Regions from separate parts of the Mus musculus genome. Here region 2 is linked to region 1. The links are chromatin loops, found by intact Hi-C in ENCODE. Cell type or tissue: left cerebral cortex. All regions are shown on one strand. Links, peaks and the distances in the headings refer to the core of each region. The heading gives the core; the rest is flanking DNA.

Region 1 (4,286 bases), core at 991-3,490:
TTTCTGTCTCCTAGTACTTTTCTTCCCATGCATTTGGGTAACATTTTATATGTGTTTTAAGGCTCTGACTGAAGAGATTCCCTAGCTGTCTTGCTGAATATCCTATATGGGGACTGTCTGTTCTGCCTTCCAATCAATTTCAAAGTAACTTATACATTATGCCAAATGTGTAGAGAAGCTTAATCTCCATGCTATTCCAATGTTTTCTTGTTGATAAATAATATTTTGAACCTCATGGGAAGAATATATGTTTTTATAGCCTACTCCCTATGCATGATTCCTTAAAATAGAGCATGAGCTATTAATAACCTCTGCTAACAGTTCAGTCTATCTAAAAGGGAAACTGAGACACTTCAGAGAACGCATGCTCATCCACTCGCTCTGATTTTGAGATCTAGCCCACACATTGCCTAGTCACTTCAGTATGTTCCAGTGCTGGATAAATGTAAAATATTAGGTGATTTGTGTGGTGCATAGGTGAAGTTAAATCAGAAATGGTTATTTTTTTATCCAGCTACCTATAATGCTCAGTCAAGAAATGCCAGGTTAGAAATGATAAAATATCTTATGTGACCCCTAGGGATTTCCCTATTACTGTCTCATCAAGTGATCTTAGTTTTGAATACAATAAAATTTCCAGTCCATTGAAGGAAAGGTGATCCAGTAACTGGCCCAACTTGTGGTACATCTCATGGAGGGAGCAGGCACCAAGGTCTAACACTGATGCTATTACGTGTTTACCGATGTGTGCCTAGCATGACTGTTCTCTGAGAGGCCCTACCAGCATCTGATGGAGACAGACCCAGATACTTACATCCAACCATTGGACTGAAGTTGGGGACCAATATGCTTGAATTAGGGGAAGGATTGAATAAGTTGAAGGGGAGAGCAACCCCATAGGAAGACCAGCAGTCTCAACTAACCCAGATGTCTGGGAGCTCCCAGAGACTGAACCATCAACCAGGCAGCATACACTGATCCTAGGCCCAGGGCACATACATAGCAGAGGTCTGCCTGGTCTGGCCTCAGTGGGAGATGTGCCTAATCCTCAAGAGACTTGAGACTCCAGGGAACAGAGATGCCTAGTGGTGGGGAGCACCCTCTCAGAGGCAAGGGGTGGAAAACTGGAATAAAGAACTGTGGGAGGAGGGACCAGAGGGGAGGCAATGGCTGGAATGTAAATAAATAAAATAATTTAAAAAAAAAAAGAAAAAAGAAAAAAAAATCCAGTCTAGTATTTTTAATTAATTTAATTTATGTAGGTAGAAATTTTGGCAGCATATTTATCTGTACACCATATCCCTGTGTATCTTCCATCCCTGTGGAGTCAGGAAGACAGTTACAAGATAACATGTGGGTGCTGGAAATAAAATCTAGGTCCTCTGAAAGAGCAGCCAGTGCTCTTAACTGCTGAGCCATCTCTCCATCCCAGAGTCTCTATACATACACTGTTAGAAATCTCACCACCAAGACTGTAGTACTCCAAAGCTCATTACACATTCATGAGATTCCCTTGTCATATGCTCTGCACAGACAACCTGATGAGGCCATGTGGTCAGAGAAGCTTGGTCTCTGGCTATAAGGGGAGTAAACCTTTTAGTGTGTGAATGAAAACACACAGGACAAAGCCAACTCTCATGGCTTGCAGAGAGATGACTTGTGTTTTGCTTTATCTGATCAAAGCCCCCACCCTATTCACACACACCCAACGGTTAACGCACAGACTATGAAAAACAAACAGAGCAAGAAGCAGCTGCAGTTGTGAACTGATTTGCACATTACACAGTTAGGGACTGTTCCCCCAATTCCAGCAGCGGGAAGGCAGGGGTCATGATTCTCAGGCAGGGTAAGAATAAGTCTGAACCATATTACTTGGATGTGGACAGTTCTGGAAAGTCAGAGAGTAGGGTTATTTGAAAAAATAAAATATCTCCAGAACACGGAAATATTTTTAACTTTGCTCAAAGTCGAGTTGTGGCTGCACAACAGAATTACACATCCTTAGGGAGATATCTTCCCTTCACTTGGAGTGTGAAATGCTTGGCGATATCAACCAAAGCTTCACAAATGTATGAAGGCAGAGAAAACTGGAGACTCTGAGAATTACAAAGCAAACCACGGAATACCATCCAACCATATCGCTCCCACCCATGCCCCTCAAGCAACAGCTACATGGCCCTTGCCAAGAGCCACAGTGCTGCGAAGGGTCAGCGACTCTGTTGCAGCCAAAACTATTTTTAATTTGTGCACTGGGTGGCTGAATCAAAGAAAAACAAAAAAAGGCATCTCGGGAGGCTAGGAAAAAAGGGGCATATGGAAGTAGGCAGGATGTAGCAAGATAGAGCTAGAGAAAACACAGTATTTCATTGGCTGCCTTAAAATTGGTTGCTAAAAAAATCCCTAGGATGTCCATGTTTGGCTTTGGAGGAAGGGAAGTCTTAAATAAGGATGGTAATGACAAACACGTGCGACATTCACTACAGAGTTTCCACCCCAGTTCTCACTGCTGTGTAAGTTAAATTTTTTTCATAGCAGGCATCTTTAATAACCAACCGTATAAATTTATTATTTCCATATGTTCTCCTTTTTTCTTTTTGCTCTAAATTCCAAACATTGACTTCAAGAGCTTTCAAAAGCTGAATTAAATCAGAAGAGACAGTGAGCAATTTTGCACAAATACCTTGAGAATAAGAAACTTGCATCATATAAAAAACGGTGTGAATAACGCATCTGGCCTCTAATACAAACTTATTTTGTACCATTCAGTTCACCAATCAGGCTTCAAAATGTAGGTGAGTTTTTTTTTTTTTTCTTTACATAGATCTTTCTTGAGAGAGCATCACATACTCACAAGGATTATCCCAATTGCATTTTAAAGCTTTTCCACTGAGAAATATCTTGCTTTTAACATGTCCCTTGAGGGAAAACCAGCTTAAGAGGTTTCAAATAAATAGCTTATCAACATCAAACACTATTTAATCAGATCAAAGATGTAGTGTGATTTAAGCTGTAGAAAGGGTAAATTACTTTGTATTGGGTTTAACATTGTTTAATTATACTGTACACAGTTTTGTGCCTTGGGTTCTTTAAGAATATGCTTAGCTATTTTCCCATTATCCCTTCCATAAGGCACTGACAATTACCCACGGATCACTCTTTTCTCCCTAGTTGTTCATGTATAACCATTGGCACTTCCAGCCACTCTGGATTCATTTTAATATATAAAACACAAGAATGGGGAATTACCACTGTCCCTGTTGACATCTCACATTTAGTTGAGAATCATCTGCTTGGGCTACTCTCTGGGTCTGTTTAATAGAGTGTCTTCCCAGCCATTTAGCAAAAAGTGTACTAAGGAGTCTTCTCAGAAAATACCCTGTGTGAAATGTAAGGTACAGTGTCCTTTAGAGACTCACCAGGGTTCAGATACAAAAGCAAAGATGGCTGTGTTCCATGAGGACAAAAGACACTCTATGGATATTCAACAAGCAGGAACACCAGAAAATACACAGACCACTACAAGCTGGGGGGTCCTAGGAAGTTTCTTCTCTGATAAGAGAAATCAATTTGTTAAACAGGGCTGGTATAAGAGCAATGCTGAAGGCTTCACCCTGACAAGAATACATAAAGGGTACTCCCAAACGTAACGACCGAGACAAACAATGTTGCTACAATATTATAAAGATGAACATTGTGCAATGATGACCATGCTGTGTAGGGAATGATGAAGGTGTTATGAGGCCCTGGAGCCATAACAGGGCTCAGTGGAAGCCTGCACTGATCGTGTCCTTATTTGAATGCTTGTATCCTCATAAATTTTCTTATGTGTTTTTATTCTAAATAGTGCTTAGGCTAAGTTGCTGAGTGATTTGGCACACAAACGGGTGTACCCAAGGGACTGCCTCTCCTGTCTCACCCAAGCCCCAGGCTCATTGGAGTCAGAAGATGCAAAAATAATTTCTCTCGTTCCTTCCTAGCAGACACTTCCTTCCCACTAACACCTACGGGCAACCATGCATCATAGCCCTGGACACCTATAAGTAAATAATCCTGTTTCCAGGGGGAGATGTGGCATGTGTTCTCATTTCAGACTTGAAAGAGATGACTAAAGACATTGGCAATGCCTGACACCTGCTGATGGCTGGCTCCAAATGCTTCCAGCAGCCATCCAAAGTTGAAATGACAATAAGAAGCAGGGGTCAATTCCATGTGGGTTCCTGAACAAATTACAGAGCTTGAGACCTCAGTGGCACTGTTGAGATTAGGATCTAAGCACAGACAGCCTG
Region 2 (4,286 bases), core at 1,047-3,546, 430 kb after region 1:
GGAGGACAGGCAGCCATAATGGTCAGGTGACTCGACACCCAGCTTCTGATCTCAGGGTCTCATTCTCTGCAAGATGGTTCCTTCTTCCCTGCACACCTTGCTCCTTCTCCCTCTCCACCATGCCCTCCTATCCATTCTTACTTCTATATCCCTCATAGTATGTGTCTCCTGAAATGCAGTCTTCATCATTTAACCAGTATTTTCCATGCAGTGCTAATCAGCATCCTGGCTTCTGGCATTTGTTTATTATACATTTGTTTATTATGCTTCTCTCCACATGACTGAAATGTCCCAAGAGATGCTATGTATTGTCATAGGTCTCAAATGTTGTCTGTCTTGTCCATTGCTCTGCCCCCGCCCCCAGCACTTAGAAAAGCACCCTGCACACACAGTAGAAACAAGAAAAACATTTGTGAAATGAACAAATGTTTGTTGGTTGTCTTAGTTTTCTATTGCTGCCACAAAACACCATGTATACCCAAGAAAAGCATTTCATTTGGGGCTCAGGGTTCCAGAGGGTGGTAGAGTCCATAATCATCATGGTGGGAATCATGGCAGCATGCAGATTAGCATGGTGCTAGGGATAGTTTAGATGTTGAGACAACAAACATGAGCGGAGAAATAAAGAAAGCTAACAGAGAATGGAAACCTCAGAGCCCACTCTCAGTGACACATCTCCTCCAACTAAGTCACACCTCCTAATCTTTCCCAAAGAGTTCCACTAACTGGGGCTAAGCATTCAAACACATGAGCCTATAGGAGCTGTTCTCATTCAAAGAATCACACTGATGAATACAACAAAAATATCTCTTTCATCGTCTATTTTCTCACACACCTGAATCCCAGCCTTTGCTTCTTCAGTCTGGGCACACAGACAAGCAAACTTGGGCTATGGTAAATGTCTCTATCAGGGTCATGGTGAAGGGCAAGCATGCCTGTCCCAGAGTCAGGTCAGGATCATGTTGGGAAGTTCAGCGAAGGCACCGGTCCTGGACAGAGAGCTCCTAACTTTGATTTTGTGGATTTGGAGTGAGGTCTAGAAGTCTATAAAAGCACCTGAGAAGATTCTGGGTTCTTCACTTTCTTCCCAGTGAACTCTACTTCCATGACTCATCTTCATCTCACTCCAGAGAGACATCAGTCGGATCCCAGTCTAGAAAACTTCTGAGAAATAAGAAGGGAGGGACTAGAATGGGCTGCATCTCTTGCATGAGGCTATCCAACCTAAAGAGGAGACCTGCACTCTGGACCATCTGCTGAGCCAATTTTTTTCACACCTAATATGCAGCAAAGAAAAAGCTAAAAGCTGGGCTGGGGGTAACTCATTTTGTAAAAGCCCTTACATGAACACCCAAGTACATGAAACCCAAACAAAAATTAAGCTGTAAGCTCATCCCTGGGTTTGGTGGGTACAGAGACAAGGGGATCCATGAGCTTACATGCTAGCTAAACCTAGGAAAAAGTAGAAGGCTATGGGTTCAGTGATGGACCATGTCGGAAAGGAATAAGGTAGAAAATGATAGACCAGGATATCCAGGATCCTCCTCTGGTATCCACAAGCATGTGCCCTGGTGAATGCACATGCACACACACACACACACACACACACACACACACACACACATGCATAGAGAACATACATTGCACACAGTAGTACCCAAAGACAGTTAAGGCTCCATGGTGCAGTGACTCCTAGGATACAGGTTCCTAATCTTCAGCAGTACAGAGTTAGCACTGACAGTTGCCTGGTTTTAATATCCACAGTTACAAAGACAGACTAGGTCAGAGGATCTAAAAGCGTTAAATGCTGCAGAATACATTTGCTCTCCTGGGCATCACGTCATAGACATCCAGCAAACAGGATGCTGCACTAATATAAATTTTTTAGGAGGAGGATAAGACGCAATGATCTCACTGTGGAGGCAGTTTGGTCTCCGAAGGTCATTTTCAGAGCTGGAAATGATTCATGTTTAGAACACTGACTGACAGTGTTTTCTCTGTGGTGTGTTTAAACATCAGCAGGGCATTTAACGAGAATGCTAAACACCCATTGCTAGGAGGTTGGAGGAGAGACTGTATAAGTCCAGGCTGCAGTGCTTATTGCTGAATCCTATAGAAAGACACTGCTCTCAAAATCAAATTCTTGACTCGTGATCATTATATAATCATCATAAAACAGGTCTGTGTTGGCATCTCCAGGAGGTGAAGCCTGAGCTGAGCAGCAGCTAGGAGGAAAGTCTCTGCTGCGGAGGTCCAGGAAGCCACAACGCGGAGCACAGGGCTGTGTTACAGCATTGGTGGTGCCAGAATGAGCACAGGGGAGGGAGGGAGGGAGAAGGAAAATTTAGCCTGGGCACCAGGTTTTGATACTTGGATTGGCATGTAAAAAAAGCAAACCATGAGAATTCATACAAATACTGAGCAATATAATACCATCCTGTTTTAGAAAATAAAACAATGAAATACAGACAGACAGGACTCCGCTTTTTATAAAGATGAGTGGATTCCTTAAGTGAATGAAAACCTAGTCCGTTACTCTCTCTTCTTTCTTCAGACAAAATATAGAATTTGAAGCTTTTGGCAACATGACGAAACTCCTCAAAATTGCTCTCATCACATCCCTGGCAATCTCAAAATGAGGCAGGTATTTCTACACATTGAAATATGAGAAACTGAGCTTGTGGAATCCACAAGTGCAAAACAATTTAAAAGTGCTATCCCAGCTGTCAATAAAGGATGGAACAAAATTCTCCACTGACTTAACATTGGCAGTACTGAGATTTGGAAGGCAGAAAGAAGGGATGGCTATTGGTGTCTATGCATGGTGCTATCGGAGCTGAAGGGATAAGCATGCCCTTGGGGGAAAAATAATGTCTATTACAGCCATTTCTTTCATAAAGCCGGTAATTTTCCCTGCCTTTTAATGTGTAGCAGCTCTCTACCTTTCAGATGCTTGCAAATTTCATGCAGAATATTGAATGTGATATGCAAGTTATTGGGACAAACTTAGGGGAAAGGGGACTTTAGTCTTCTCATGCCAAGCCTGCTTCTGCTCACCATGTCTAGACTTTGTTTGCCCAGAGTAGTTGCTTTGCATGGGCTATGATTACCAGCCAATGACAGTGTGGTTCCCACCATTGCTTGATATGGAAGCTGTTGCCTTGATGTGAGAAGCAGGGCGTGCATACAAACTGGGGACTGACATGCACAAATATTGAAAAGTTCTTCAATATTTATCTCTCCCATGAAAGAACATGGTTCATAGCAGTTCACCTCCAACTCAGGCATCCTTACATAGCCACAGCGGGCACTTTACATGACACCCTGCATTTATCTACTGTCCAACTATTGTTGACATATTTAGAATAAAGACTGACATGTTAAATATGTTTTTAGGGGCCAATGCCATTAAACTTCAGAGTCAATATCCATAGGCTTAGATTTTTCAAAACATACTTTTAATAAGGGTTCTTAAATGCTTTAACTAACCGCCCTTCTAGCCTACCACCCACCAGAGGTAGTGGAAAGGAAAGATTAATAGAGCAAAGGTGGATGTGGATCTGTTTAGAAATAGTTCTTAGGAGCAAATCCAACCTGCATTGTCAGGATATCGCAGTCCAAAGCTGATATCAAAAGAATCAGCAGGGACAGAGGGATCCACTTGAAAACATCATTCACTAATCAGCAATGGCAGGACAATCCAGAAGAAACCTTGAGGCTCTGCCAATTGGCCTGAGTTCAGAGAAGAGGCAAGAAGCCTCCAGAATACCAGTATAAGTTCTTTGATCCATTTCTGTCTAGGAAATCATGACAAATGAAGACTAGCAAAGAATGGCAAGGTGAACCAATACCATATAGCATCATCAGCAAAGCACATCGATGACCAGTAAAGAATACTAAGACATACCAATACCACACAGCATCATCCGCCGTCTGTTGGGTTCTATTTATACCCTTTTCCAAGCATCATGTGTTCTCTCAAGTGTCTCTTCTAGCAAAGCATCACATGTCTCTTCTCAGTAAAATATCTTCCCACCTGTGTCCTTCAGGACAGACATTCGCTCATAAGACAGTTTCCAGAAAAACATCACATGACAAAACTATTCTCCATAGAAACAGAAATTTCCACTTCATATATATGAATGCACTTTTTCTTTCTAGAGGAACAAGGACATCAACATCTATTTTTTTTTCTATCTCTCCACCCAGTCTGCCACCCAGGATGACAATAAACTTGACCCAAGAAGAAGATGTAGCCTTGCTATGTAGCTCTGTTTTTACACAGA

What was found. Peaks named below come from ENCODE experiments on the same cell type or tissue, not always from the same donor. Only the 100,000 strongest peaks of a DNase experiment are listed, where the experiment ranks them.
Region 2: a loop joins it to region 1, with 3 times the contacts of the local background. A loop is called at or near these places in 14 of 42 quality-filtered maps.

The regions. Positions count from the first base shown.
Region 1 is chr15:32,431,166-32,435,451 of GRCm38, reverse strand. All of the region lies in intron 3 of Sema5a (sema domain, seven thrombospondin repeats (type 1 and type 1-like), transmembrane domain (TM) and short cytoplasmic domain, (semaphorin) 5A), which reads right to left. Among named protein-coding and RNA genes, the nearest start is that of Sema5a, 190 kb to the right of the region's middle. In left cerebral cortex, for the core only: a CTCF peak has its summit at 1,978; DNase peaks (open chromatin) are centred at 1,574 and 2,306; H3K4me3 peaks cover 443 bases; H3K27ac peaks cover 691 bases.
Region 2 is chr15:31,997,637-32,001,922 of GRCm38, reverse strand. No RefSeq gene overlaps it. Among named protein-coding and RNA genes, the nearest start is that of Gm32499, 160 kb to the left of the region's middle. In left cerebral cortex, for the core only: no CTCF peak of the experiment used is centred there; DNase peaks (open chromatin) are centred at 1,900 and 2,095.